4 separate regions of the Mus musculus genome follow, and all the other regions are linked to region 1. A link is a loop called in an ENCODE intact Hi-C map of the cell type or tissue named here. Cell type or tissue: left cerebral cortex. All regions are shown on one strand. Each heading gives the region's core, and the rest is flanking DNA. Links, peaks and the distances in the headings are about the cores only. Region 1 overlaps Slc9a9 (solute carrier family 9 (sodium/hydrogen exchanger), member 9). Region 2 overlaps Slc9a9 (solute carrier family 9 (sodium/hydrogen exchanger), member 9). Region 3 overlaps Slc9a9 (solute carrier family 9 (sodium/hydrogen exchanger), member 9). Region 4 overlaps Slc9a9 (solute carrier family 9 (sodium/hydrogen exchanger), member 9).

Region 1 (7,814 bases), core at 1,472-6,471:
AAGCTATTCATTTTTTACCAGAATTTCTAGATCCTTTCCCATACTTCCCACTTAAAATAATTTCTAGCAGATACATATGCAGCTAAAGAAATTACTTACTGTTCATTAACACACCCGAAGTACTCATTAATTTGTATATACCTTTCTACCTAAGAGATAGCTCCTTTGACTAACACTAATTGTCTTTATTCATTAACTACCATTTTAAAAAGCCTTTTTAACCAGACACCACTCAAGATACATGTAATATAATAGACTAAAAGGGTCCTTTCGTAGACAAGCTTTATAGTAGTCAGGATAAATGGCACTAGATTATGAATACAGTAGTCATGAAGCCAGTAGAAGAACAAGAAATGGAGATAGGATTGGAGTTTGTAATTTTTCAATAGGTTAGCCAGAAAAGTCCTTGGCAAGACAGAAACTTTAAGGGGATGAAAATGGGAACTATCTTAAAATTTGGAGTAGATGGCTTTAGAGATTGAGAACAGCTGATAAGAAGGGCAAAAGGACAAACATGGCTAGAAGAAAGGGAATCAAAGAGAGTAAGAGAGGCAGTAACAAGGACCAAGTCACAGAGCATCTGAATGAGGTAGAGAAGCAGGAGGGCAACTTCCCACAGGCCTGTAGGTGTACCTGACTCAATAGCAGAGGTGCCATTCATTAGCCAGGGAAGGCTGTGAGATTAATCAGCTGTAGGACAATCAGGAACCTTTGCTGACTCTCTACCTTGGGGTGTGCATTACACAGTGAAATGGAGTTGTAGTGTCACTAGCTGGACATAGTATAGTCCTTACCATCCAGGAAAACCCTCTAGGCCAAGCATGCAATGTTGAAAGTCAATAGCCTGTAGCTGACATTGAGAGATCGTGGCAAGTCTTAGGTCACTTGGGATATGCCCTTGAAGAGAACTATGAAACCCCGTCTCCTCCTCATTTTTCTTTGCTTCCTGACCACAGGGTGAATGGTTTTAGTCCATTATACAACTCTGTAATATGTTGCTCTCCCTCAAGCCTAATGCAACAGAGCCAATCAGTCCTGAGCTATACCTCCAAAGTTATGAGCTAAAGCAAATTCTCTCACTTTAAAAGTTAATGGTCTCAAGTTAGTTGTCATGGTCAGTTGGAAGAAGTAAAGCTGGGACAGTGTCCTCTCCTAGAAAGCAAAGGGCGGCATGAGCTCATTAAGGAATGTAGTGAGTTCTTCCAATGGCGATGAAATATCAAGGAAAGTCGAAACTTGTGTTACCACAGGCTGGCAGAGTGGTAGAGTCAAAAACAATCAAAACAGGTCTAAGACAAGAAGAGGAAAGAAAAGTAAGCATCATGGTGTATAAACAAGCCTTTCAAAGGAATTCCATTTCAATGGAGACCAGCAAAATGGATTGGGTAGCTAGCTTTAGGGACTAGTAGTCCCTGTGTGTGTTGGAGAGTGATGTGAAAAAGAGATGACCAATCAGAAGGTTTGCCATGTCTTCTCAGATGTGAACTTCAGCCTCAGACTGTCTGATGCCGTGGATCCAATGATTTGACCTCTTATTAAATGCTTGTCATTAGTAGGTAGGAGGGTATCAGTTACTATCACTTGTTCAACAAGGCTTCCATGATTGTCATAGAGAAGTGGGTATATGCTTGGTATCTTAGTCACTGTTTCATTGCTGTGAAGAGATGCCATAACCAAGGCAACTCTTGTAGGAGGAAGTGTTTCATCAGGGGTTCGTGCACAGTTTCCGAGGTTTTGTTATCATTGCAGGAAGCATAGTGACAAGCAGGTGGGTGCTGGAGCAGTAGCTGAGAGCTACTTTGTGGTCTGTAGGCAGAGAACGAGAGACACTGGGCCTGGCATGAGCTTTTGAAACCTCAGTGCCCACCATGAGTGGCATGCTTCCTCCAACAAGGCCACATCTACTTAAAAAGACCATGCCTACTAATCTTTCTAAACCTTTCAATCAACCCCAGTCCTTGGAGACCAAGCAGTCAAATATATGACCATATAGGGGGGCCACTCTTGTTAAACTATCACACTTGGCTAGCTTTTTCACACTTTAAACTGATTTAGACATTAATTTTTCTTAAATTTCCTCTATAATTTTTGAAAATCTATCACTTTAAGGGCATGTTCCCTTCTTGACCATGATATGGTTGGGTTAGTTGTACACGCTTTCAAAAGGCAGATTCCTTGTCAAGCATTCATAGGCAAACAATGGCACCTTCATTATAGCATTCTTTCCAGATGCTTATTTTATTTCCACTCCCCCCCATGATATTTTTAGTGTTTATTGCCATTGAATGGGAAAGCAGCAATGCAAATCCAAATTTAAATTTCCAATAAAAAGAGACAATGGGAGCCAAATTGAATGTGCTATGCATGACTTTGCAAGAAAATTCAAATAAAGGACTTGGAATATGAGAGAAGCAAGATGATATGACAAAAGGATGTTTGACCGAGAGGCCACAAAGTGGAGTCTGCTGCTGATAGCAGGACCCTGGACACTCGATCCATGTGACCTTCCATTTTCTCACTTTAAAATGAATCACTAAACTGAATGTGTCGTCAAACACGTTCCTAACATACTATCCAGTGGACCACTGATCATAAGTTACACACACACACACACACACACACACACACACACACATACAGTTCCTTCTTTTAAACTACAGTTGGAGAGGGATAGCTTGCTTAAAAATGATAATGCATGGAGATGAGATAAAGGGTTGACGTTGCCAAATTGACTTCATGATTGAGGTAATCAAAATTAACATCATTAGTTCCCACTGGGAAGGAAAACTTCATCCTGAGAATTAAATGGTTCTTTGTGGAAAAAATGCTGAGCTTGAACCAAAGTGAGTGGTTGCAATGGCTTTCCCAAAGCCTGTTGGCATCTGCAGCAGACGATAGATAGCATAAACCACACACTGCCAGCATCCAGGATCTCAGGACTTGATCAAAAGACTTTTCAGTGTTTTCATTTTAAGCATGTTCTGAGCATGTACTAAGCATGACAGTGGTTACATGACAGACAACCTGGGAAACAAAGGCATATAAGACAGTGATTCCCCTAAGGAGTTTCTAATATATGTTACGTCCATATATGATCGATCTATCCTATATTAGCATCATCCCATGGGGCAAGTGTTAACATGGAAGGAGGCCTAACATGTCCTAGGAGTGAGAGGACTGAATGGCTTACTCACAACAAGATGATCCTGAGAAGCTAATTTAGAACTTGGGGGGAGGGGGCTGAAGTTTGGTTCTAATGGTAATCACATTACATAGAGATATACATGGCATAGAAGCAAAGGGAATTAAGTAAGTAAACACATAACACATAAGTCACTAAGACAAAGGAGTCAACATGGTATGTGGGAGTCATAAGGCTTCAGCGAAGTAGGGAGAGGCTGCTGGTATAGACAGGAGAACAGGGAAGAGACATGTGAGAAAGAAACAAAATGAGGAGATGAGCCCAGAGGGACCTTGTAGTTCTCACTGGACTCTTCTGAACAACACTATCCAGTTAGGTTGATGATTGCTTAAGACCTTTAGACCCATGGAAGATAATAATCAGATTGATGACATTATTGAGGGAAGTTTGAAGGGTAGTTATGAGCAATGTGGTTATTGATCTTAATACAGCACTTCGTTGAAATAAGCCACTCATCCAAATACTATTTAAATTTACTTCGGCCTTTTGAGACTCTGGACTCCACATCTCTTAGGATGGTTGGTTTGTAAGAAAGGCTTATGGAAATTCATCATTTGGCTTTTGCCTTGGGCTTAGGCACTCAATAAAACCTTACTGAATTAATAAGTAAATTAATGAATAACGGGATTATGACCATGAACATTCTAAGATAAAAATTAGAAAGGAGAAACAATATGTGCTAATTAATGATTTCTTTAACTCTGATAGCATGCATTAATTTAAATTTAATGAGCTGGATGCATAAAGCTAACATCTAGGGTAATCCAGAGGCATGGAGAGAAGGCTCAAGATCAGTTCTTTTACTTACTGTGTCTCCTGCAGTTTGGCTCTGCCTTATTGATTTGCATTACAGTGGTCTAGGATTATGGTTTTGTGCATTTTTCCCCCTTCAATACACTAACAAAAGCAGTCAGGTTTCATGCCAGTTACCTGTTCTGAGACAGTTGAGGGAGAGCGAGGGGGGGAGCAACAATGCCCGCGCTTCCCTGACTTCTGAGAAGATCAAAGATATCTACAGAAAGCATAGACTTGCCTTTATTTTTGACTCTAATTACATTTCTTTTGTCAGGATCCCTACCGCTTTTCTTCTTCTCTTCATTCAGGGCACCTTTAAAATATTATCCTAGGAGGGCTGAATTTATAAATGATGGCAAAGTGTTTAAATTTCTCTGTAGTGAGCTGGTGATTCCTTTCAATGAAACTCATTATATTGTACAAAGGACATTTAGTAGTTTGACTAATAAGTGGACCCTTTCAAATGCTAATGACAGTGAGGCTCCCACATCAAAGCAAGAACACACTGTACTGTACTTTCAGTGCCCAGAATGTCTGTGAACCCCTAGTCCAGAAGCCTTACTCCACAGTCGACATAACAACAGGGGCCACAGATGGCCATTTGGAACCCCAGTGAGTTCTTCCCTCTGCATTCCAAGCACTGGATCCCAGAGGACAAGGAGGATAAAGGCAATGAAGACACAAACTAGGAGCCATGCTCCCCCCTGAATTTTTTCATGGAAATATTTTTTTCTCCTGTGGAAAGCTATAGTCGGAGTGTAACTACTCAAATGATCTCCCTGGTCTATTAACTCCCATCTGTGTTTGTTGATAATACATAACCTACCATTGTAGTTGGGATTTTTAAGATTGAAAACCAAAGAGGCTGAGAGCTATGTAGGCTATTAAAATAAACTTTTAACTTACACACACACACACACACACACACACACACATACCCCTCACCATTCATTCATCTCTCCTTTCACCTTTAGACAACAAAACATACCATCATCAATGCTTAAATAGCAACCCATAAATATTTATAACCCATACTCTTGTTTGATTATATCTGATTCCATGCAAAAATGAGAAAAAATGTATCTGAATAGAGTTTAATCCATCAACTGTCCTGGTCCCTATTTGATGACATTCAAGACAGATGGTTACCCATTATTACCTTAAAATTTCTAAGGATGGTAGTGGCATAACCCCCTTTAATGGCTCATTATATTTTTATCATCCTACTTATAGGTACAGGTATGAAGGGCTTTAGTATCATAATAGCATTTGAGGATGATAAATGGAAATGACTGTAATTTTTCTACACATTTTAATTAAATTTTATTGGTGCAGCACAGAAAACATCAAGGCTGAGTGCATATGCCCAAGTGTGTGTTTATGGAGAATATGGCCAAATTTCAAGCTGCCATTTCCTTGATGGCCTTGAAGGACCTAGAGAATGTAATTAACAGGAAGCCTCTGTCTCATTCCTTCAGGGAAGAGACTGAATTGCTTCTAGACACGTGACTCTAAAGTCCAAAAACAATCCTATCAGAGAAAATATGATCTGGAGCCCTGGATATAATGCCTGAAAGGGAATTTGGTTTTAGGAAGGTCATTTGAACACCTGTGCTGTTTGACACCAAGGTTGGGGCTGGAGGGGATTGGAATCCCAACTTGTCTCAAGGGAGAAGAAAAGACAAGATAGTGGGTCTGCTCAGGACAGAGCACCAGGTAACGAGCTTTCACTGTGGCTGTGGGGTTTGTTGTTGTTGTTGTTGTTGTTGTTGTTGTTGTTGTTGTTGTTGTTGTCCCAAGATGTTAAGAACTATGAAGTGAGACTTTTCTTCCCCATTCATATTGTGCCTTGCCCAAGTCAAAGTGAACATTCAAAATCAAAGTAGCAGGAAACAGGTGCCTGGTGGAAACTAAAGAAAAAGAAGTTTTGATCCTGTTGTCACTGTGAGACCCTGTGGTCGCAGAACTTTACACTTCCACAGAGACTGATCAAAACAGGGTCACAGAGACATCTGTCTGGATAGGGTTACTTTGGATTTCCATAAAGATGACATTTTGCTCAGCTCTTGACTTGTCTTTCTTGCCCTGCCTATGATTCTGAGGGGCTTGGACACTTGAGAGCAGATCTTCAGACCACTAGGAACAGGCAGGCAGGGAGGGCTTCATGGCCAGCACTTTGAATGGGAAGTGGCAGAAGGTCCATCTTCTGAGATCTGACTCTGCCAGTTTCTAGATAGCTAAAAGGAAGTTCTATATATAGGGTCTTTTCTAGGGTGGGAAGAGAAACTATGTCTTAACTTTCTATGTCCTAATGCAGGTCTTCTCAAATGGTGGTCTGTAGGCTGATTTCAGAGTGATCCATTTTTATGACACTGTCTGTACTCGTTTCTGGCATAAATTAATAATTTATGGCACCATCTTAGGGAAACACCATCATTCTTTCCTTCTGTGTTGATTTATTGCTGGGCTTTTTGTCTTGCTCTTAGAGCACAAGGTTGAGGTCTATATGAGAATTTTGATTCATCTAAGTATTCAAAGAATGGAAAGTTTGAACATATCCAGAGAAAAGTAATCTGATTTTAAGGGAACATTTCTTTCCCTTAAAATTGCTACTAGGTGTGTCCTGGAATGACTGTGCTGTTTGTAGAATTCATATATGACATGCTTTAAGGAGTTTCTCTACACTAAAGGCAGGAAACACCACTTAAAGTCTCTAGAACGTTCATAGCCTATAAAATGTGTTTGGACCTGCTTGCTGATTTGCCTGAGTTCTAGAACACCCAAACCAGGAATTTGAATTTTATTCATAATTGAAGTTCAAATATTTATAAGTTAATATCTAAAGAAAGAGCCTTGAGAGGCAAATCCAACATAGCCTAAGGGCCAGCATCCTTTTGTGGGATGAACTTGACCACCCACTCTCTTACCTGCTGGCATACCTGTACAGTGACAATATTGACTGATGCTTCAGGAGGGGGGGTAGGATGGGAGTAGAGGCAGAATAGTTTCATCAGAAATGTAAGTTTACTGGGGACTAATCCTCTTCAGGATCCTAGAATAAGAAGAAAATAAAAGTAGAAAGAATTGGAGCAAGTGTCCAAAGAAGAGAAAGGGATTACTTCTGAAAAAAATAATACACACACACACACACACACACACACACTACTGTTTTTTTCTTTTTTTTGAGAAAAAGAAAATTATTAGAAAGAACCATACATGGCAAAGTCAAAGAGGCAGGAAAATATGGCTTAAGATGCCATTAACAGAAATAACAGGTGCCCCAAGGAATAAGACAGTTCTGGGATTACAAGTGACAAACCATGCTGAGTGTGGGTGGAAGCTTGGGGTGACATCTGGACAAGCTGGGACTCGCTGCAGTTCTGTGGGTGGGAGGGCACCATCAGCTCACAGAGGCGGGCAATGCCTTTAGGATGACAAGGGATATCTCACCTCTCTTGGAAACAGCTAAGGCAGTACACATGGGAAAATGTTGTTCACAAATCCTGGGTACCTGGATCTCATGACCTGGACTTATGATTTATTTAGTCTAGACTATGGCACAAATGCAGCATAAGGTCTACTTAAGTAATTCTAATGAATGACAGAGTGGAGAAACTAGAAGATGCTGGACTCTACATAGAAGGGTTGACTGGGGTCCTTCCGGCTGGCAAGTGGAAAGGGTTTTGAGCCAGTCAAGCAAAGTAAAAATCTCTGTGTGTTGGTAAGGAGTAGCTACATACTGGTGGGCTTTGGGCAGCAGTCCTCAATCCAGGTTACACCATGGAAACACCCAGAGAATTTTTTTTGAAAACCCATA
Region 2 (7,814 bases), core at 1,306-6,305, 230 kb before region 1:
TAAAATCTTCTCATTATATGTCCAGAGTAAAAACTCAACTAAAGTCTTATTGAATCTGGCTACCAGAGCCCAGGTTGACTTGGAGGTAATGGGTTACAATCGTGATTTATATCAATGACCAGTAATTTCTGTTTATCAAGATGATCAGTCGTCTTCACCAAATGTCAAGAGCAAATGACGACTGCTGCTTCTTCCTGTTGTGAAGAACAGCTAACAGCTGAATCTATTTAATTTAGTTTAGTAACCAAGTCTTTACTAACTGCGAGGTGGTAGTCAGGGCTGAGCAGCATCAATACAATAAGAATTCAGTAGGACTCCAAATGCCTGCATCTTTTCTAGGCAGCCTGCTGACAGTCTCATACATCCATGGGGTTGGAGTCCCATAAAGCTGGCCTTATGGCTCCTTGTTTTAACTGGAATGGACTCGGGGTCCTGAAAGAAAACACTAGGAAATAATGAAAAAGAGTATGGAAAATCCAGAAAAGGAATGCTCAGCCTTTCTATATCACTGAGGTGGCCACCAGAGGGAAGTGACTGTCCACCTAACAATTTTCCACACGGGCTTAAAGCTGAAGAGGAAAGATCACAACTGTCCTGGGACAATGTTTCAAAAGGGAGCACTGAAGGATCAGAGATCTTAGTATATCTTAGCAGAGAAGACAATAGATAATAATTTTGGAGATAAATGTACCTGTTGTCTTATCACACACTTTATATGGAAAAGAGATAATTCCTCTGACTTGATGCCTCATTCCATGTTTTCTGTATTCTGGGTTTTCAATACTCCTTACCTCTAGATTTCCACTAGGTGGCGCTCCTGAGCCATAGTCTATGGTTTATGGCGCACATGAAGACATGTGAAATGCATTTTTTTCTTCCCTTCAATTTTCAAGACTATTTTTTTCCAGTTTGAAAGATTGCAGAGAGGAATTATTTATCAGTTGGTGTATTAAAGAAAATCCTGCATGTCCAAACAAGCACTTCAAAGGATTTTTTAGTAACACCTATCACAGAAGGCTGAATTGATATGAAGAAGTGGGAGGGTACATCCCGTGCTGATATTTTATTATCAAAGAGAGATGGAAGGGGTTGTGTTTGTCTCTGCGAAGCCACAGTGACCAAACCACACATCAACTGTTGGGACTGATTTGTTTATGAAGATATTTTAAATCAGATGTCTGGATTCTTGCAACTTAAAAATCTCTTTGTTCAGAGTCTAGCAAGTAAACATCAATGGAAAAAAAGAGAAAGATGCGCACTCTAAGACGTGTGCACTAAATACTTCTTGCTTTGGTGGCCAATGTGCATCTCTGAATGCCACTGTGAGTTGTACCTTGTGAATTTCCACATTGTCACACTGGTTAGGTCTGTTGCCACCCAAAACCCAGTGGTAATATCTTATATCAGGCATTTAAGGACATCTTGGTCAAATATGTAAAAAAAAAAAAAAAAAAGCCTGAGACCTACTAAGTAATTCTCTTTTGTTTGTGGGAAAGGATAGATCCAGGACCAACTGCTTCCATCTGGGCTTCTGATTCTGCCGGTAGCTTCTGTCTGTTCCCTTACTTGAGTTCTGGTATCAGAACTCCACAGCCTACAGTCAGGACCCTGAAAACTCAGCCTTCTCAGGTAAAATGCTAATTGCCTTTACCAGAAACCACTGACTCACACTTCAGTGCCAACCTGCTCCTGAGCTGTGTAGCTTCCTTTAGACCTAAGCATTTTTTATTTGTAAAAGAGGGAAGGTCGCAGGACCTTCATAAACACACTCTTGAATCACTCCAGGAAGCTCAGGCCAACCTGGGGGAGATAATCACAGAAGTAGGGTTCATATGGCGAAGTCGCTTTGATGATCACCTTACAATTAATAGAAGATATTGCCAAGTTTTGTTTTGAAATATAAAAATTGTGCTTCTATCCGATTCTGCTGTTTATTAAGGATTTCGTGTCATTTGCTTTCAATTAAATTGAAGCAACTCAAATTCAATGAAAGTATTCTATGAAGACAAACAGTGTTTGTGCTATTAGGTATGACAGTAGTAGTTACTATTTTAACTGTCTCTATAAAGCCAGGGTTTCCTGTCTTTTCCATGTTGGCAGCATGTAGCTCGTCTGGACATGTTGTCTAAAGAAGGCTGTTTGGGGAAATTCAGGAAGCACATGGTGAGATTAAGGCTCTGAGTCTGTCTATTTTCTCAGCCCGTCTGCAGTGTTCCCCAACGCTCACAATGCAGTGTGTGAGCTCTGCACTCGGGGATCTGACCTGCAGTGACTTTGGCTGGGTAGTTTTGTTGCCAGTCTTTCCAATAGAAAACAGACATGTGCTTCTTCCCGATGCTCTTAGAGCTCTCTAACACTGAATCCTGCCCAGACTTAAGGAAGGATGATACCTTACCAGAAAGAAGACAGAAATGCATAAGGTGCATTAAACAGGGACAAGGAGGGACCACACAGACCCTTTGTGGGGTTTGAGTCAGGATGGTGACCTGACTGACAGTAAGGAATATGGAGCAGCTTGGATAGCTTAGCTTTCATCAAATCTGCTGCCAGAAAAGGAGACTGGGTCTCAAGAAAGTCCTGGATGTAGGTGCTAGACAGCAATTGCTCACTTTGTATCTCTGTGCATCTCTTTGTGTCTGCTCATGGGCTCTCTCTCTCTCTCTCTCTCTCTCTCTGTGTGTGTGTGTGTGTGTCCAGTAAAAAGGAAAGCAACTGTTAAAGAGATTGTACTGTTTCTCAGCAGAAAAAAAGACCAATCATAAAAATGTCATTTCAATCCTAGTGCTTAGTATCCAGGAGGAGAGTTGAGTGGGTGGTTGGGCCATATGCCCATTTTGATTTGACAAGTCTGACCTCTGGTGTGGGGAACTCTCTGGGGACGACATTGGCAGTCCTCAGATAATCTGTCATCTACTGACTGGCATGACATGTTTGATGTGGAAAGTTATAGTGTTGCCAAATAGTTATAGACAGCGATTATGACCAGAAAGATTTCTCCAATCCTTCCTTTTCCTTACACAAAATTGGCAGCTTATTTAACTTTATCGTGGTGTCTTCAGCTGGGAAATAAGAGAACCCACAATGTTGGTAAGATAAAAAAGAGTGAATACTTGTAAAGCTGAGAACGGGATGCCCGCCATGTAACTAATAAATATTAGTTTGAGATAGTTGAGATAATTATTAAATGGCACAGATTTCATCTTAAGGTCTGGATTTGCTTGGCTCTGACTCTGCTGTAGGTTGGAGGTCTGAAATTGTCTGCTAGTAATTCTGTTATCATCCCACCACCCCACCTCGGCTCAGGTTCTCAGCCAACAATCTTGTCTCCAAGCAGCTACAAGTCTGCCTGTGTTAGTAACGTTTCTGTTGCTGGAACCAAAATACACCCTCAAAACTAACTTCATGGAGAGAAGGCTCTTTTGGCTCCCAATTCCAGGGATATATAGTCTATTGCGGTGGGGAAGGCAGGGTAGTGATCAGGGAAGACATGGGGCAGGCTGTTCACTTTATGCCAGCATCTACTGAACAAGAGGTGGAGCTGGCATGTAAAGTCTCACAGCCTGTCCCCAACCCCACACACACCTCAGCAAGGTTCCACCTTCTAAAGGTTCTACAACCTTCCAAACATCACCACTAAGTATGGACCAAGGGTTGAAATATCTGCGCCTATGTGGGGCTATGTACATTTAAATTACTTCTGCCGCTCACAGGCCCATGGCCAAGTCTTGATGCAAAACATATCCCACCCAACTTTGCAAGTTCCTTCTGGTCTTTAATAGTCTCAACAATATTAAAAAAAAAAAATCCAAAGTCTAAAGTCTTTTTAGAAACTTGAGGCAATCTCCTAATTGTGACTCTCTATAAATAAACATTTTTAAAGTATATGCTTCTGACATACAAGGGTGCAGCGTATACACTCATATTTGAAAAAAGGAGAAATGGAGCATAATAAAGAATGAGTGATCTGAAGAAAGATGGCACCCAGAATGGAGGAAAAAGACCCTGTACCTCCATGCCTGGCATTTGGGACTCATGGTGGAATCATCTCAGTCCAAATAGCTTAGGTAGCTTTGCTACCAGCTCTGCTCTGTAGCACGCATAACCTCTCTCATAGGATAGGTTCACTCTGAGTGCAGTTTTTGTCTATGGACATCCTGCTGGCTCTGGGCTGGAAGATTGGGTGTTCAAGGCCTGCTTCAACGTTATAGTGAGATCTTCCAGTTTCTCAAGTGGCCTCAGTTTCTTATGGTAGCATCTTTGCAGGTACTTTGACCCTGTCACATATTTCTTGACCTTAGTAGCTCTCTATATCCTTGGTACAATGTAAGAAGACCCAAAGACCCCTTCAATCTTGTATCTTTCATGTCTGTTGACTTGAGGGCATTGGGAGTCTGAAGTGATCAGGGAAATGTTAGATTCCAAATAAATGGAATGTTTGTTAGATTTCATGACAAAGGGACAACTCCTTGCCCTTCCCCTGACTCTGAACCTACATGTTTAGGTCAACAGCATAAGACTGGGAACATGAATTAGGACTGGGCTATAAAGGCTCAAGATCTACCCCCTATTTCTACTTCCTGCAGTAAGGTTCCACTTCCTAAATGTTCTACAACCTTCCCAAACAGTGCCACTAACTGGGGACCAGGTGTTCAAACACATAACCCCATACCAGACATTTAATATTCAAGTTGTAATATTTTCTGGGATACTATTTTAATCTCCTCAAAACTGCAACGGTAACTCGCCAGCAAGGACTTTTTCTAGGACCATTGGGTCTTCGACGTGGCAAAGGTTCTCTACTCAGAAGAAGCAAACAAATGCAAGACAATACTCTGAGAACCGACACCAGATTCATTGAGAACATCACAGCATGATCTTTCAAAAGTAGCTTCTAGCCAGGGATGGCTGACATGCCTGTAATCCAAGAGACTGGAAGATTGGGTGTTCAAAGCCCGCTTCAACGTTATAGTGAAATCCTATCTCAAAAATCCAAACAAACAAATCCAAAAGTCCTTTCTATTTTTCAACAGAACACTATTTAATAGATATATAAACCAGGATTGCCTTAAATAAATCATAACTTGATACTTAGATGAATTTTTCATTTAAGGAGGCTAATTGTATACACTGCAGCACTGTGGGTGAGGGCTGTTGACCGTGAGTTGGCAATGACCTCATTATGTAGAACTGGGCATTATAAATGGTAGTCATTAAGACAGGATTCTACTTTTAGTTAAGGGCAAGACACAAAATGCAGAGTTTCTTAAATTGGGCAGTCTGGGAAAGGTCCAGGCTGATGGAAGAGGATGAAAGGGAGAAGGCTTGAAAATCCCTGCAGTTGGTGGCCAGAGAGGACTGGCTCTGCCTTCCTGTTTGCATACTTTTCCTGCTGTTACCTCTGCCTAGTGACTGCCTTGCCTTTGATCATTTCCTCCTCCTCCTTCTTCTCCTCCTCTTCCTCCTCTTCCTCTTCCTCCTCTTCCTCTTCCTCCTCCTCCTCTTCCTCCTCCTCCTCTTCCTCTTCCTCCTCCTCCTCCTCTCATCTTCATGTTTCCTGCCAAGCCCTCGAAGGTCCCCCTTTGAATGCAAAATGCTATGATGGAGAGGATCACCTTCAGTCATACCATCCTTAAACCAGAAAATCACAGCAGACTTGTATGCAGACGAAGGAAACATAGAATGTGAAGTTTGAAAATGTCAAGACAAGATATGAAATAAGTTAGCTTCGGGTGGAAAGAGATATGTTTGGAGTTCTGAAAGAGGGAGCATTGTAGTTGTCTGAAAGATGTCCACTGGCTTACAGCATGCAGGGAATTCTAGAGTGAGAAATGTCTGTACATGAGAAACTTTAGTGGGAGGGAGGACTGTCCTGTATGTTAAAAATGGATCTCAGAAAACACACATTAACCAAGACTGTGACCCTTAGCTGTATCGTGTTTGCCCTGAAGTAAACATTATAAAATTTCCGTATGTGTTTGGTGGGAACCATTATCCCTCGTTTCCCAGAAGGCCTGGCTCCCTTTTGGTTTTTACTGAGTCACTCGTTTGTTCTACTTACCTAGAACTCAAAGGCATTTGCCTCTGTCTCATGATTTTGTGTCACTTAGGTGTCACAGATCCTATATTATTGGAGAGTGATGCAAGCTCTAACTTTTTACTGACCTTACTCTGATTTTCTTCCTGCTCGCATTTCTGAACTGCTTGGCCCCGCCTCCAGCACTGTTTACCACTTAGAATCCCTGGGTCAATCAAAGAAGCCTGAAACCTGTTCCTTTGGCAGTGGACTGCAGTCAACAGAGAGGTCAAACAACTAGTCATAGTGCTGAGCATAAAAGGAACATCAGTGTCAATCCCCACCCCACCCCACCCCCATCTCCCCACCAAGGCTCAGGGAACACCTCTGAAGGGGAGGGGCAACCAATGTCAGGGCAGGAGAATGGGAAGGAGTACAGCGAAGTGGACCTTCTTCTAGACTGGACTTGGCTATGGTGCTCGTGAACTTACAGACACAGGAGTGACCTGCACAAGATCAAGACGGTCCAAACTACAGCACAGATTGGGTAGAAATCGATCACCAGACCCCATCCCTTCCCGAGGAGCTTTGACACTTGGTAGTTGCTAGGGGAAGGGAGAATCATTCATTGTGGAGATTTCCCATGCTCCAGTGGACTAGCTGGACTAGCGCTTATCTAACAAGAAAAAAAGGCATGAAGTTGGGAGGGGCTGTGAAGAACATGGATTTGCAGGGGGAGGTGGGGAGTAGATTCAATCATATTTCATTATATAAGTTATGTAACATTTTTATATTCTATAATAAATATGTATAATATAAATAATAATTATATAAGTATGAAATTATCAGGATAAAAATCTGTAAAGAGAATAAAAGAAAATTAATAATAAAGAAAAAATAACATTTAAAAATAAGGCTTAAGGGGCTGGTTAAGACTTAAGACTGCTCTTCCTGAGGACTGGGGTTCAAATCCCAGCACTCACATGGCAGCTCACACCTGTCTGTAATTCCAAGACCTGACACCCTCACACAGAGATAATATGCACATGCAAGACACCAATGCACTACAAATACAAACATTAATAAATGACTTTCAAAATATAAACCTTAATTCTCCATCTTCTCTTGTGCTTGGATATGAATATTTTGGTTCTTCCTACAGCTCTCCTAAGCTACTACAGAAAGCACTTTCAGTTTCTACATTTGTTGGTTCATGACTTTTGGCCTGTTCTAAAAAGACTTGAGGCAGCTTGGAGTAGTAACAAGACAAAAACAGGATCAGAGCCATTAAAAAATTAATTCTAAGGATGAGAATTACTGGGGTTAATTTGTTACTTCAGTCAGACATTTAACTTAATCGAGTGTCTCCTCAGATGAGTAAAAAAAAAAAAAAAAAAAAGAAATGGGTTATAAAATTTTCATTGTTCAAATGAGAAGAACCATTCAGATTTAGGGACACAGATCTCATATGCGGACATTGACTGAAAAAGTATTTCATTACATGGATTCACATAACTATTCCTGTAAACATTTTCAGTCTGTATGTATGTACAAAAGTGGATTATCTGTCGAATAAACTGTGCTGTCCTCAAGTGTTCTGGGTTCTGATGGGCAAAGTTATCAAGGACCAGTAAGTGCACTTGAAAATACATTATCCCTTATGATATATATATATATCTGTGACAGATTGGCCTCAAGGCCCTCACATATTCCAGCATTAAGGAAGCTCAATTCTCCCACATAAAGTTACCAACGTTTTGTATGTCACTCCCATAGACCCTCATGTCTTTAAATCATGTCT
Region 3 (7,814 bases), core at 1,181-6,180, 120 kb after region 1:
TCCTCAGGGAGTATTCACCATAACAAGAGGAAATAAATCATAAGCACATCGCAAGACAAATATGCAAATTATATACTAGATAAGTGAAGAAGAGATAAAGCAGAGTGGGTGGGGTGGGATGGGGCTGGGCACAGGGATAAGACTGTAGGATTTGGGATGTGCTCTGTATTAGGATGGACTGAGGGAAGCCTCAATGGTAAGGTCTCTTGAAATAGACTGGAAAGCGGAGAAGGAAGGGCATGCTAGCTGAAGAAACTGCTTATACAAAGGTTATGGGCAACAGTGTCTCAGGAAGGTCCAGCCAGTGTTGCTGGAGCCTTGGTGAGGAGGAGAGTGGCTGTGTTAGTGGAGAAAGAAAGAGGGTGGGGCTACACAGGGCCTGGTAAGACATTAGGACTGGGCCTTTAACTGGAGACAAGTCTTTCTGTGCTGGAGGTACTGGACAACTCTATGAAGACGAGGTCTGCGATCTAGCTGGTGTTCCGCAGGGATGACTGTACTGTGATCAGGAGAGAGGCAAAGGTGGAGGCTAGGAGGCCATGGCATGAATCTGGGCAAATCCAGAAACTACCCACATTCTGCATGTTGTCTCAGCACAGCAAACCCTGGGTCCAAGGCACAGTATGAGACTGTGTCTTCCAGGAAGGCTCTCCCAGAGTTGTGACCTGTGTCCTTGAGAAAACTGCTCTAGACATGGGGAGCATATGAGATATGAAAGGGCTGAAGGTACCAATGGTGGAAGCCTGGGATCTCAGGGCTACTATTTGATACAAAGCCAGGAAATACCCAAATATATAGCCTAGCAAATGGGTCCTATTTGTCTTCTGCATTATGAACTCTGGAGAAAGCAGCCCAGAACTGATACAGAAAGATGAGTGATAAAGGTATTAACTTGAACTCCTTCTCATACTCTTGGGCTGCTTATCCCGGTCCTAAGAGGACTGCCACATGTACATTCAGAAGGAAAGATGGAGGGCAGGATGGAAGGAAGCAAGCCAGGAAGGGAGGGAAGAAGATGGGGAGAGGGAGGAGACAGAGGAGTACCTGGTCATGCTGCCCATTTTTCAATCCCTGAAACAAAAGTTCCTGGAAGCTCCCACCCAGCAGACTTGTGCTTAGGCTTGTCTGGCCCCGGCTGGTCACATGACCATCTATTCAGCAAAGGGGTGGCTCTGATGTGTCAGCCACCTACAGGGCTCATTCAAGCCCATGGTCCACCTGCTGCAAGTGAAGACGGTGCTTCCCCAGCAGACAGTGTGGCTCTGCTAGCCACCTTGACTCTTAGAGTCGAGCTTGGTGCAGAGTGATGCCTGAAGAGGCCTGACAGGCCCCTCCCCACTTCTGATGTCATTGTCCTGCTTCCTTCACATGGCCTTACATGGAAAAAGGCTTCAAAGCTCTGCCTTTTCTACCAGTCTGTGTGCATCTTTGATTCAACAGGAGTCCATGCCCTGTGCTGATCATGCTACCATATGTGTATCTGTGGAGAAGAGGTGTGTGTGTGTGAATGAGCCCAACTCAGTCAGTACCAATCATGTAAGTTATGAGTCCCCAAGATGTGTGTGTTGGGAGGAACTAGTGTCTGAAAACGTCCCCTCTTCCAAGTGTGTCTTTATTTTAATAGCTACCAAGCTCCTGGGGCTCAACCCAAAATGTAGCGCCAGGTTATATGTGCTTTGTGCATCTAGCTCTGCCATTAACTTCCAAAAGAATCAATGCATTTGAGGATACAGCTTCTGCTTTGCAAAAGAGCCAACGACCTTCCAAGTCTCCCCCTACTCCTTTATGCTATGCAGTAAGGCAGACACATCTCAGCTCCCAATGAGCTGATGGTTTCCAGGCTGATGGAGATCTCTCCTTTTTACTGCTTCCAAAACAGGGCTGGCAGGCAACAAGCACTCTACAGACTCTCGTAAAGATGAACTATCTACATGGTGGTGGGAAGGTAGCAGGAGTGGACTCCTCCTTCCACTCTGCAGATAGGCTCACTGGGCTTTACCTTCTGTCTGCCCTACTTCTTCCTCCTCTCTTCCTACTGTAAGACAGTCACTGTAGACTCCCCAGGGAGACAGTCTGCCAAATTCCACTACCTATACCATTTAACTCGCTAAGTCACGAATGCAAAGGTGAGTTTGTTTTGAATGTTCCCTTAAGGCTGAGAGACCATAGCAAGAGAGCCTCCAAGATACACACCCAAGAAAAATGTATATGCTATGTTTCCCAAGCTGATGAGGAACAAGTATAAAAGATGAAATATCAGGACCCAGAGCATATGTCCCATGCATTCAAAGGCTTCCTACCCTTTGAAGCAGGGAGCTGAGCTGGATGAATGCCTTAAGTCCTGTTTCAGGTATTCTGAGACCACCATTTCCATCAGTCTCCCTCATCCCACTGTTTCCCCCTTTTTGGACACATAATGCTATTCTTGCTCAATGCCTTTCAAGTTGCTTTCCATCCAATTTTATTCAAAGATAGGGTGCAGGTAATAAACATGTTACTTTATAATTATTAAGAATCATGTACTTCCCTATTAAAAAATGTCTACTGCATAGCAAGATTTATAGAATCATTTTTACATATCTTAGAGTAATTCAATCTTCTGCCTAGCTCTCAGTCATCTGTCTACCCATCCATCCATCCATCTGTCATCAATTATCATCTTTTTGTTTATCTTAATTGTTTTAATTACACAGCAAATACAGTAACACCATTTCTTCTATTTAGAAGCTCATGTGAGACCACATGAGCTGATAGGGTGACTTCAGTGTTACCAATACATAAAGCTTTGTAGTCACTCCCAACAGATGTGCTCTTGGCATTTAACCCATGTCCCACTTTAGCCTGGCATGGAGTAATTTGTTGTGCTGATTGTCAGTCAGGATCTAAGGATGTTGCTTTGCAATGTTTTTCATGAGTTGCTATTTCAAATGAAATTTTGACTGATCTTTTAGCTAGCAGGAAAGATGTCACAGCACTACAATATCCTCACAGCTGTACTATGTACCAGCTACCTTTGTTTCATGACCATGGCCCAATCATTTAGGCTCATGGTGCTATTACTTGTGGAGAGGGAGGCAGGGAGGTTTATAGTAGAAAACATGGATACCATAATAGAAACTATCTCAGAAAGTCCTTGTAAGGGTTATATGTATTAACCTGTGGTCATCACACACTGTTCATCAACTACACAGCACTTATAACAGAGCCTGCAACATGGTAACATGATACCTAGCACATTACGATCAAAGCATTTACTCAGAAATGAACAGGGCAAACAGGAGAGAAAGAGCAAGAATATGAAGAATCGCTGAGCTCGGGGCTTATTTTAAGACAGGAAACTAATACATTTCTTTAAGAGGCTCCTTCTACAACTGGATCAGCCTGGAAATTTCCATCGGCTTAATCATGACGGGCCAACATGGTTCCACACTAGTAAGTGAATATAAAGGGGCTGATTAAAATACTTTCTTGAAGATAAAGTCTTTGCTACAACCTGAGCCAGTAAGCGCTAGTAAACAGATAATTACATTATAACATGTTTTTTTTAATTGTTAATTATAATAAAAGAAGCAACAACCCAACAATAATTTGCCAGTCTGTACATCTGTGAAGTTTAAATGGGAAAATTGCCTCTTGTCTCAGCAAGGATGTAATTGATTCTTGGGCACTTAACGATATAATACCAGTTGCTGTCTGCTCTTCTCTCTTCCTTCAAAGAGCTGACACCATTATGTCACTGATATAAATGGAATCTTGAAGGTGCATCAAAAATTCTGTCTTTTGAGAGGATAAGGAAAAAAAAGCCACCGTGGCTCTTTGTTTGGAACAGGGCATATTCAAGTGGAATGTACCCTTGGAACAAAGTCAGAGTTTGGCAGCAGCTGGAGTATTTTGCCCTGTCCGATGGGCAGGGTAGCCTATTTTGTTGGGTTAGAAATGGCCACTGTGAAGCCTATAAAATGTTCTGAAGTAACACTGTAAGGGACTGTTGAAGGGTGATGCAAAGGAGCCTTGTCAAGAGACCATCTGCTCTCGTGTCAGCTGAACCTAACTGGAAAAGTACACGGAGTTCTTGAGACAATTTGATCAGTAAAGACAAACTAAAAAAGTACTCAACCAAAGATGCCGTGTAAATTAGCCCCAAAGCACATCCCCCAAGCACACACAGCTCTTAATGTTGCATCGTTACAGCTGATATCAAGTATACCAGGGCAGAAAAGGCATAAACTCAAAGAATCAAGATCAAAGTGGATCTAGATTCCTTTTCCAAACAGAACATTGCTTTATGTGCCCTTTAAACTGTTCCACTTTTAATTGAATTAGTCACACTTGGTGGCAGATACCCTTTAATCCTTTGTCACAGGCTAGACTTGCATATTTTAAAACAGCTTAAGAGACATCTTGTCAATGAGATAATCACTTTTTCCTCAGTTCGGATTATCATAAACTAAATATTTTCACCCGATAGAATGAATAAGTGTAGTCAAAAAGAAAAATCTAAAATGAAGCCAGGCCTCATTGGGTCTCAAATGTATACTAACAGTAAACGCCATCTGAAGATTATAAACATATCTGTTATTTCACATTCCCTCCATCTATAAACCCCCCAGACATCTACCTGAATACTAGGACAAGCCATGCAGTGAGGAGACAGATAGTCTTGCTAGGCATATGCTGTGAGGAGAAATACATCCATTGAGCATTCTCAGAAAGCAAACTAGAAAGCAGTTCTCAGAACTCACTGTAGAGCTCTTGACATTAAGCACTGTATGTTATCAGCTCACTGGAGTCCACAAAGCCTCTATGCGGCTGTGATTAACCCTGTTTTACAGACCAGAGAAATAAGACACAAATAACCTGGCAAAATTTACTGTTGGAGCAGATAACTTTTTTTCCATCAAATCTTTGAAGGACAACAAATACAATCAATACACAACCTTTTTCCTTTCTAGTCACTGAAACTCATTCAACTGATTATCATCACTTTCTAGGATGTCAAGGTGGTACGAATCTACTGAATGAGGACTGTGTTTGGTCAATTACTACACAACCACCCAAGTCACTCGGGTTCTCCCAGTTCACTAATAATGCCATTTAGATCTACAGTGACAGTTATGACCCTCATGCTGGTCATGATTCCTTGGTCACTTTGTATCTGGAATTGTTCCTTCATCTTTCATTACCTTTCAGAGCCTTGATATATTTTTTTAAACTACAGGCCAGGAATTTGCAGGAGTCTGCAATGGGATGTGTTCAGTATTTCCTCATGATTAGATGCAAGTTTTGTATCATCATTAGCAGGGACATTCTCAAGGTCACTCTGAGTTGGCATGTGTGCCATCAGGAGATATCCCATTACTGGTGTCTTTGCCTTGGTCACTTAGTAAGGTAGTGTCACACAGAATTCTCCACCATAATGTCAGCCATTTACCCCATATAATTAGTGTTTGGGGGAAAGGTCCTTTGAAGGTATTTGTTTATTTATGTCACCATAAACCCTGTGGGTTTATCCGATGGGTTGGCGAATACTACAGTTGTTATTTTGATGTTCAAAGTGTCTTTGGTCTGGCCACCAGAAGCCTATTCCTCCTGCCTCTCTGTCACTAGAGTTCTCATCTTAGAGCATGTTTTTTTAAAAAATTAATTTGAACAGTAAGCCTTTTAAGGTTCATCTTGTACTTTCCTTGCTGTGACCCTGTAATTCACTGCTTTTCCAAGGACACTTATTTTATTTGCACGAAGAATTGCCCTTAGCAAGCCAAGACCTGTGTTTGAGTGTGGTTATTGCTGCTTCAGACACCCTGCTAGGTAGAAATAGGATGTGCTTGCATGGGTACACATTCATGCATGTGCATAAGGAAAATAATTTTCATGAAGATGCATGTTTATACCTGTTGTACCAGGGTGGTCTTTCTTTCTAGTCTTTCCGTTTCCATATTCGTAATGCCATTTAGATAGTGAGAAACCGAGAGCCTGCATTCTTAATGTACTCTGTAGGATCAGCATGGTTTTTTTTAATCTCTAAACTGGTTATAGCTATAAAACATTTCAGGAGGCCATGAAGTGTAGCAGGCAGAACACAGGGCCAGGGCCAACTACTGGATTTTCACTTGGTATGTAACCTTGAACAACTGACTCAACATCTCTGAGCCTTGTTCCTTGGACTTAAAAATGCTTTCCCCACCTACCCCTGCAAGCTACCAGAGTGGCTGTGATGTTTAAATGAATACCGAACAGTTGCTCTGTACAGCATCTGGCAGGTAGAACCAGTCAAATATGACCCCCCCCCAAATATGCATCCCCATGCTTCTTACCACAATGTGAAGTCAGAATTATAAGACCTATCACCCCACTGAGGGGGAACAATAGAAAGCCCAACAAAAGTTAAAGTGATCACATGATTCCTAAGTGCTGGAGACAGCAACAGGGCATCAAAGGTTGCAATTCTATGGACTCCTCACCCTTTCTGGGCATTTCCGGGGTAAAGTAGAAGCAGGAGGGGAGAAGATGCTCCAACAATAATGGACCCATTATTGAGGGCACTCTGTCACTGAATTTCCATCTTCATGCTCAGCTATGTAACAATACCTAAGTTTACCTTTGATTGACTGGATGCCTGTTAACACCAAGAACATCCCAAAACTCATTGCTAATCCTCCCTACACCCCTTCAAGAAAAGTAGTACTTTGTCCATGTCATAAATCAGTAGCCCGAATCTTTCAAAGTAAATAAATAACTTCCTCAAGGCTATGCAGCCAGTCTCTGGCTGGGTGCAACCCTAGTGCCAGCTTCCTTTCTGTCCAGTCCATGCCACATCCTGAGAAGCACACAGGATGTACCCGGTCAGTCTATTAGAGGAATTCTGGACAGGTCCGTTTGAACAAAGAAACCAATTAAACTTGCTGAAAACAAGCTCGGGACATGCTTTGTCCTGTTCCCAGCTTTCTCTGCGCCCCGTTTCAGGAAATTGGAGAGCACAATGACTGGAGTCCTTGGTGTCTTGTTGCCATAGCATTCCTCCAGCCCAGCTGGATGAGCTGGCATCTGTTTAGGAACTAAAAAGACTCCCAGAGCAACTGGAGTGAATCCAGCACCATAGACCCAACCCTTTTCTGTTCGTAGTTTGTTTCTTCTGGAGCCTTGCGCACATGGGGTGTGTCTGCGCCCTTGTCTGTTGGATGTATACATTGTCTATTGAATGATTTGCTTCCCCAACTAAATATCAAATTCTTGGGAGGCAAGGGAACTCTTTGTCATCCTTGTCTTTTATATAACAGCCCAATACATCCCTAAAAATGTACTTGTTACCTGGATGGACAGATGCATAGGACTGATAATTCATCCTTAGTGGTGCGTGAAAGGGGTTGAAAAGGGAGAGAGAGGCCAGTTAAGAGCTAAATGGGACATACTATACATTTCCATAGCAAATAGTTTAGATAGACAGAAGTTTTTAGAAACATTAGAGAAGCTTATGGGTACCAGGCATGGAGTTCAGAGAAACACCGCCTGGGGTGAGTTCTCTCTCTGGTCCTTAACTTCTGTGGAACCCTCAGCAAGCCACTAAAGCTAAGTGTTCGATGAGGTAGTTATAAAAAAATTGATGCAGTCATAAATGTGAATTGCCTACAATATTATCTGGCACACAGTAGGTACTTTGCAAGTACAGCATTACCTTCCGCTCTTACTGACAAATAGGAAGATCCCAATGAGGTGATGAAAAGAAAATATAGTGCCCAAAGCCACACAAATGAAGAAAATGTCGTCTCTGTCCAAAGCATCCCACAAATTAAATTACCATAAACTGGCAATTTACA
Region 4 (7,814 bases), core at 1,572-6,571, 99 kb after region 1:
GACATCAACAACAACAAGGTGGGTGTCTTAGTTAGGGTTTTACTGCTATGAGCAGACACCACAACCAAGGCAACTCTTATAAGGACAACATTTAACTGGGGCTGATTTATCAGCTCAGAGATTCAGTCCACTATCATCAAGGCTGGACCATGGCCATGCCCAGGCAGGCATGGTGCAGGAAGAGCTGAGAGTTCTACATCCTCATCTGAAGGCTGCTAGGAGAAGATTGGCTCTCCCGTGATTAGGAGAAGGGTCTTAAATCCCATGTTCACAGTGACACACTTCCTCCAACCAGGCCACACCTCTAAATAGTGCCACTCCCTGGGCCAAACATATTCAAACCACCACAGTGTCTTTACCTACTGTAAGCCCTCTGGTTCCTTAAGTCATTTTTCACATAGATCTCTTCTCTGTGACATGTGGTATGTAAAATTGCTGTTTGGTAAATGAAGAGAGAGTCAAGTGTTAGTAAAGTTGCAGAGTTTAACCTAATAGTAAAAGAAATATGAACATGCATATATACTTTTCACCTACTTTTTCCTTTTGTTAATAATCCCTCTGTAAATATATAAACAGTTACTATATCTCTATGTAAACCATCTTTTTGTCGTACTGTTTTGCACATTTTAGGCAAGCACTCTACCCCTGACTGACAGCCCCCACCTCAAGACACATTAAATGTATTCTTCTTGTTTTGCTGATCTGTTTGAATATTGGGACGGACATCATATCCTTATCTAATGCTGAAGCATGCATCTTAAAGGATAAAACCATTCTATTAAGTATCCAAAATACAAGTGTAAAAAGCATTACAACAACATTATCAGTACATGTTCAAATGCTCCTGTTATTACAAAACTGTTTTATAGGTATTTTTAAATTCAGGATTGACTCAAGGTAATATATTGTATTTGAGCCTGACTCTTTTTTTCTCCATGATATTGATTTTTATAGAAGAAACCAGGTCAGCTGTTTTATATGCTTGTCCACATTCTGGACTTGTTTCCTCGTGGTGTCAATTAATATACTCTTTCCTATATTGAATTTCTTATAAATGAGAAATTAGGTCAAACTTTGAAATCAGGTTGAGTCCTTTTTTTTTTCCCAAGGATACCCATTGTTGATATTTTGTGCTTAATAGTGTGCATTGCTTTGACTGTGCGTTGTAGGGCCTTGCCCTGAATGCTCCATCAGGATGCTTATTGTCACAATGCTGAGTTTATTCCTATAGGACAATGGTAACACGTGTTACAAGGGTACATTCTTTTATTTTATAGTTTACTTTCAATCTGTGGGGCAATAATTGGGTACCACATAATTATCCTCTTCCCAACACTCTTGACCTCTCCAGTTTAACATCCCACTGGTAATACATGTTCAGTTAAACTCTCATATTTTGGATGATTCAGTTTAATTTGCTCTTGATATCTAATTTTTGTATGTGTGTACATGTGTGTTAGTGTGTAGACTGGAATTGTCCCTTAGGCATCTTCTACCATTTTTATTTTGATAGAGCCTTTCAGCACTGCTGGAGTTCACCTGCTAGGTTAACCTGGCTGGCCAGTGAGGCCCTGGGATCTGCCTGTCTCCTTCTCTCCAACTCTGGGGTTTCAAAGATGTATCATACTCCCCAGCTTTTTAACACTGCTCCCAGGGACTAAGCTCAGGTCCTCCTCCCTGCATAGCAAACATTTATGTCATGTTACATGTTACGTCATGTTATGCCATCTTCCCAGCCATTGATACATAATTCCTAGACAGTTCCTTTCTTGCTAAATGATTATCTTTCCAATAACCTTTTAAATTTTCTGAGGGCTTTTTGGTTTTTTGTTTGTTTCATTGGTTGTTGTTATTGTTGTTGTTGTTATTGTTCCTTTTGGTCATTGTCCCAGCCTGGTTCTTTTGTCTGGTTTTGAGACAGTTTTCTATACTCTAGGCTGGCTTTGAACTTCATCTTTCTTATCAATGCTGAGGAGAAAGCTGTGTAGCAGCATGCTTGACAAACTTAATTGCTTTGCCTCAGGGATGGGGATCGAACCCAGGACCTTGGGCATGCTAGGCAAGTGCTCTAGCACTGAGTGACACCTCTACCACCTCCACCATGACTTTCTCTTTAAATATATGATGCTTTTCTTTGTGACCAGGAACAAATATATGCTTTCTAGGCACAAGAAAAATGCATATTTGATATTTTAAGGACTAAAGTTCTTTGTGTATGCACTGGGTATCTTAACTACAATTCAATGAAATTCCCAATATTGTTATCTTTGGTTTCCTAAGTGAGTCAGAATACAAAAGGTATACATCAAATTATATTTTCTGTGGCTAAAGTCCTTTTTAAATATTTGTTATGATCTTATAAGGTGCCACGTATTGAGACATGCATCTGGCTGCTGCTTGGGAGGTGTGTCTTTTTATGATAAACATCTCCCCTGCATCATATTTGCTTCATCCATTTTGCTCACACAGAAATCAAACAAAGTGGTCCCATCTCCCTTTTATGTTAATGCCCCATGCTCATCTGCAGTTCTGAAAATGTGGGATTATGAAGTGCACAAGCAATGGGGAACGTGCCCAGGCAGTGGGGGCTCCCCCTCCTATTCCTTTTGTTTGGTTCAGTAAGCAGTGAATAGATTCTAGCCTGGGTAGATTGCAGCATCTTCATCAACACCATTAAATTCTCCAGGATCTCCAACTTCTCACCAGAAAAATAAAGCCTTGTTTTTTAACCAGTTACAACCTTTTACCTGGTAATGCACATTTTAATTCTAAATGGAGCTGCTTACGAAAAAAATTACAGAGTGAAAACCCAAGGGATTATATTAAAATGTCCATTTTCCATCTAGCCCTAAAGATCAATCCCATAGTCAAAATACAGGATTCTAACTGGAGTTATTAAAAATAGTACTCAGGTTTACACTTAGCTTCACAAGGAGGAAATTGCCATGGACAGAGAACTGTCTATTAGAGGCAAAATATGACTTAATGACGATTTCATTGTACTCAGGGCAACTGTCTGGCTTGGAAAAATGCCAGAGGAATGTACTGAAGACTAATTCCTCCTCCTCCTCCTCCTCCTCCTCCTCCTCCTCCTCCTCCTCCTCCTCTTCCTAAACTCTGTTCGGTGCTAGGATTATTGCAGTGTAGATTACAACTAGCATTAATGTAGCTGCTCCCATGTTTGTAGATGGTGATCCCAAGTGTCCCTGGCCATCTCTCCTCTCTCAGCAGCCCTGGCTACATTTATTTTCTGTAGGACTCAGTCTGAACATCAGGGTCTCCACCGTCTCCTCAAGCCCTTTCCTCCCTCCTCTCTCAGATGTAGTCTGCTAGCACAAGGCCACGGCAGACAAACCATGTTCTCTACTAAACACACAGGGCAGTGCTAAGGGAGGGCTTGGTGGACCCATTGGGAAGGCTGCCACAGACTGCTCATGGTTTCTACTGTCCTCTCAGGCTGCTCTGCCTTCTGACTTTATGTCCTTATGGGCTACAGTTTATTCTGACCTAGCTATTGAAGCAATCCCACTCTTCTCTCTCTTCTTTTAATTCTCCCTCATCAGGAGCCTGCTTTTTTATACAGTCCTTTTGCCACTTTAATAGGATTCTCAGAGAGTTGAAGATTATTGCTCAGAACAGTAAACTTAATTCTATGTTTTATTAGCCAACTCCAAGCATTTGATCAAGTGTTTAAATTTTGTGCACACTAAAATAATGTTTATCGCCTAAAATTAGAAATAGAATATTATTTAAAAATAACATTTGCCTGGTTCATTTCACATGAAGGTAATTGTGGTTAAAATTTTAGTCTATTTTTCTAAAAATTAATTGCTTTAAATGCTTCTCTTAACAAGAAATTCTTTTTAACATTCACAGATTTTTTTTTATGTGTATGAGTGTGTTTGCCTATATGTATATCTGTGCATCACATGAGGACACCAGAGAGGATGCAGGGCCCCCTAGATGTGGAATCACAGATGGTTGTGAGGCAGCATGTGAGTACTGAGAGCCAAACCCAGGTCATTTCAGAAAAGAGCAAATCCTCTTGGGCATGGGGCCACCTCTCTAGAGTCCACAACCTATTTAAACTGGTCCAGGATTAGGTCATGTTCTTGAAGATGAGTAACAGTATTTTAGAGTTCCATCCTGATCCCAGAAGCTCATTTCTCAGCTGTCTGCAGGAGGAATCGGTTTTCCTCTTGCAGTAGAATATCTTGATGGGCTCTGTGCTGATCATGTTGCCTTTGTTAACACTTGAGTCTGATGAGTTCCAGACTCTTCCAGACTTGGTGTCTTCTACGGGACAGGTGCATAGATTTCGTCACCCTTCACTGAAGCTACAGCTAGCAAGTGGAACATGCTGCACTTATAACCCAGACCTGTGGCATCTTCTGTCCTTCCTGCTTCATTCCCAGGACCTGTGACTAGTCATTGCAATCCTTTCCTGGCATCTCCAGTCTAGTCCCCATCTTACTCACGGGACATTTATCTCCTAAGGGTGCAGTGTTGCATCACAAATGCCAATTCCCACCCCAGCCCTCTGCCATCTCCATTCACACTGTGGTAGTTAAGATCGACTGCCTCCTTACTGGATCTAGACTTACTTAAGAGACAAGCCATTGGGCATGTGTGATGATTTGTTTGACTAACAATGTTAACTTGACACAAACCAGAGTCATTAGGGAAGTGAGACTCTCAGCTATCATATTGGCCAATAGGCAAGCCTGTTGGGCATAATCTTAACTAATGATTGCTTTGGAGGGGGGCCAGCCCACTGTGGGTGGTGCCATGTGCTGGTGGTGGTCCTGGATTCTATCAGAAAGCAGGCCAAGCAAGCCATAAGGAGCAATCCAGTGAGCAGCACCCATCCCTGGCTTCTGCTTCAATTTCGGCTTTCTGACTTCTGCCTTGAGTCCCTACCCTGACTTCTCTCAGTGACCTGAGGGTTGTTAGATAAACTCTTTCCTCCCAAGTTGCTTTTGGTGCTTTAGTATAGCACTAGAAAAATAATTAGGATAGCATATCGGTGAGGAATTATGTAATTAGGTTAATCGAGAGGGGAAGAACTGGCCAAAGCATGGGCAGGACCATTTCATGGGCTAGAATCCTGGATGAATGGAAAGGAAGAGCCAAGTAGTAGAACTTACCTGCCCTGGCTCTGAGACTCAAGGCGCAATGGGAACATCTGCCTCACACTCCTGCCACCACCATGCCTTCCCCACCATGACGGACCTCATAGGCTAAATTAAAAGCATCCTTCCTTAAGTTTCTTGGGTTAGCTATTCTGTGACAGCAATGAAGAAAGTAACTAAAGCACTCAGTGAGCTGTACTGTGTCAGACAACATATAAAGCATAGACTCGGAGACAAAAGCCTGTGACTTTGTGGAGCTGACACCCCTACACCCCAAGCTTTTGTCTTCACTTCCTGCCCTGTGACAGCACGAGTTCTATAAACTGAGGCAGAGAGTGAGACTGTGGACAGCTTCCTAGTGTCTTCTGTTGTGAAGACAGACAAGGATATCTGTCTCTGAGATGAGATGGCCGTAGGCCCGTGGTTTCTTTTCCCAAATACTTAAGCACTGGGTGATTCAGTGGCACTGGCTTCTCGGGGTCTTGAGAAGCACTGACTCAGAAGCTCCTAGTCACCATAATAGCTGCTAATTTAATGCTATTTCAGACAGAAGTCACTTGGGGCATTTGCTAAGCACAATTTACTGCCTAGGTGTCTTAGTCAGGGTTTCTATTGCTGTGAAGAGACACCATGACCATGACCATGTTAACTCTTATAAAGGAAAACATTTAATTGGGGCTGGCTAGCACTTCAGAGATTTGATCCATTATTGTCATGACAGGGAACATGGCAGCATGGAAGTATACATGGTGCTGGAGAGAGTTCTAAATCCAGATCTGGCAGGCATCAGGAGGAGAGAGTAATGTTGGGTCTAGTTTGAGCTTCTGAAACCTCAAAGCCCAGACCCCAGTGACATACTTCCTCCAACAAGGCCATACCTCCTAGTAGTGCCACTCACTATGAGTCTGTGGGTGGGGACATTTTCATTGAACCATCACACTAAGTTTTGTTCTTCATAGTTGGTTGGTAGGTCAGGAGGGGTTTGTTGTTGTTGTTGTTTGTTTGTTTGTTTTCTTTTATAAGGTAGATTTTGAGGCAATACATTTCAGAAAGAAATTTTTGGTTGGTAACAAAATGAAAATATCCAAACAAAAACATAAGACCATGGGACTAAATGCATCTTATGAATCGATGGTACAGTTTCCACTTTTCCATTGCTTTGTTCTACTTAATTACTTAATGTTTCTGTTTTGAATCCTTGATCCAAACATATCTCAGAAATTTGTTTTTAATAGCTGACTGAGCCAAATCCTCAGAGTGTATAACCCCACCAGACACCAAGGTGAAATAAACTCTGGCTCGTGTTTACATCTCCTTATCAGTATCTCACTGGGCTGTGTGGTATGTCCTACTGCTTTCAACATATGTTATAAAAACAAAGAACGCAGGCAGGCTTCCTGCGAGTATGTCTGCAGTCCAGGCTACAGGAGACAAGGATGTAGCTTCAAGTATGTGAGGAACATCCCACGGAAATAAGAGAGCCAGATGTGCTGGTCATGGCATTCAGCAGTTGTCTTTCTGAGAATCACTTAGTTGTACAAACTCCTCTGTCAAACATGTGCCTGTGCGTGTACAAATATACATATACCCTACATTTCAGTGTATTGATATACAATACAGTATATTGATGCCTTCACCAACATGCCACATAATCCCATAGGCTTTTTCCTCTTTACCAAGACATCCAATCTTCCCACTTTCGCTACCTGGAGGGTCCCTATTTCCTCTTCATGTCCTATACTACATTAGTCATTTATTCTGAGAATCTTTCTCTCACCAGCCTTCTCTTGCTCAGCTAGAACAGATTCCTCTGGCTTGGCATTCCCACCACCATCCTCATATGTCCCTTCCTGATAGATCACAGTCCCAGAAAGTAATTCATACTCTGTTTGTGAATCTGAATGGCAGGTCTCCACTGTAGACTGTGGGACTCCTGGGGGTGAAGGTGACTCTGGATCGCTTCCTTCTGCCTCCCAGCTCCAAGCGCAGTCCCTGGCATACAGTGTAGGCGCTTGAACCCTTTGAGCATCAATCATCCTGAAGTTCCCAAGCCCGTTTTCTCTCATACCGCTTAATAATTTCTCCTTCGCTCTTCTCAAGCCCCCGTCTCCTTTTTCTCAGCTTACTCTTTAAACCGATGATCGTTCCAATTCACTGGAGCAGAAGGCATCGATAAATGATTTCACAAGTCTCCCACCAAATCTGCCTTGTTCCCTGCATCAGTGCCCTTAGATTCTGCCTTCCATCTAATTCCAGAGGGCAGAGTGGCCCTGCTGCAGAGAAGACCCATGCTTTTGTTTATGTGCTAGTCACATCCTCTCTCAACCACTGAGATTCAGTATCCCAACATCCCCCCACCCCACCCCACCCACAAACTTAGCAAAGCCAAGATAAAGAGAGGGATGCCGCAGAAAGGATCGGGAAGGGAAAAAGAAAACGCTTGTTTCCTTACACAGCCAATCTGGTGAAGGGGACTCGCTGTGCCTGGACTGAGGCTACTTCTGTGATGATGAGCAAAGAACGTTTTAAAAGAACTCTCTGTAAATAAGTAAGTCCCCATCGGAAGCAGCCCCTCACAGGTCTGCACAAGTAGGTTAGGGATTGGGAGTTTCAGGGAAAAGAAAACATGCAAAAATTGTTCTCTCTCTCTCTCCCTCTCTTTCTCTCTCTCTCTGTGTATGT

What was found. A loop is a pair of places that touch in the nucleus more often than their neighbours do. Peaks named below come from ENCODE experiments on the same cell type or tissue, not always from the same donor. Only the 100,000 strongest peaks of a DNase experiment are listed, where the experiment ranks them.
Region 2: a loop joins it to region 1, with 4 times the contacts of the local background. A loop is called at or near these places in 3 of 42 quality-filtered maps.
Region 3: it touches region 1 in a loop (2.6-fold over the local background); 2 of 42 quality-filtered maps call a loop at or near these places.
Region 4: it touches region 1 in a loop (2.4-fold over the local background); 3 of 42 quality-filtered maps call a loop at or near these places.

Annotation. Positions count from the first base shown.
Region 1 is chr9:94,964,789-94,972,602 of GRCm38, forward strand. The region is part of intron 9 of Slc9a9 (solute carrier family 9 (sodium/hydrogen exchanger), member 9); the gene reads left to right. Among named protein-coding and RNA genes, the nearest start is that of Mir7656, 220 kb to the left of the region's middle. In left cerebral cortex, for the core only: no CTCF peak of the experiment used is centred there; DNase peaks (open chromatin) are centred at 4,526 and 6,187; H3K27ac peaks cover 562 bases.
Region 2 is chr9:94,738,180-94,745,993 of GRCm38, forward strand. The region is part of intron 4 of Slc9a9 (solute carrier family 9 (sodium/hydrogen exchanger), member 9); the gene reads left to right. Among named protein-coding and RNA genes, the nearest start is that of Mir7656, 9.7 kb to the right of the region's middle. In left cerebral cortex, for the core only: no CTCF peak of the experiment used is centred there; DNase peaks (open chromatin) are centred at 3,312 and 5,291; H3K27ac peaks cover 821 bases.
Region 3 is chr9:95,082,311-95,090,124 of GRCm38, forward strand. The region is part of intron 12 of Slc9a9 (solute carrier family 9 (sodium/hydrogen exchanger), member 9); the gene reads left to right. Among named protein-coding and RNA genes, the nearest start is that of Gm32018, 220 kb to the right of the region's middle. In left cerebral cortex, for the core only: no CTCF peak of the experiment used is centred there; a DNase peak (open chromatin) is centred at 4,015.
Region 4 is chr9:95,063,938-95,071,751 of GRCm38, forward strand. The region is part of intron 12 of Slc9a9 (solute carrier family 9 (sodium/hydrogen exchanger), member 9); the gene reads left to right. Among named protein-coding and RNA genes, the nearest start is that of Gm32018, 240 kb to the right of the region's middle. In left cerebral cortex, for the core only: no CTCF peak of the experiment used is centred there; no DNase peak of the experiment used is centred there.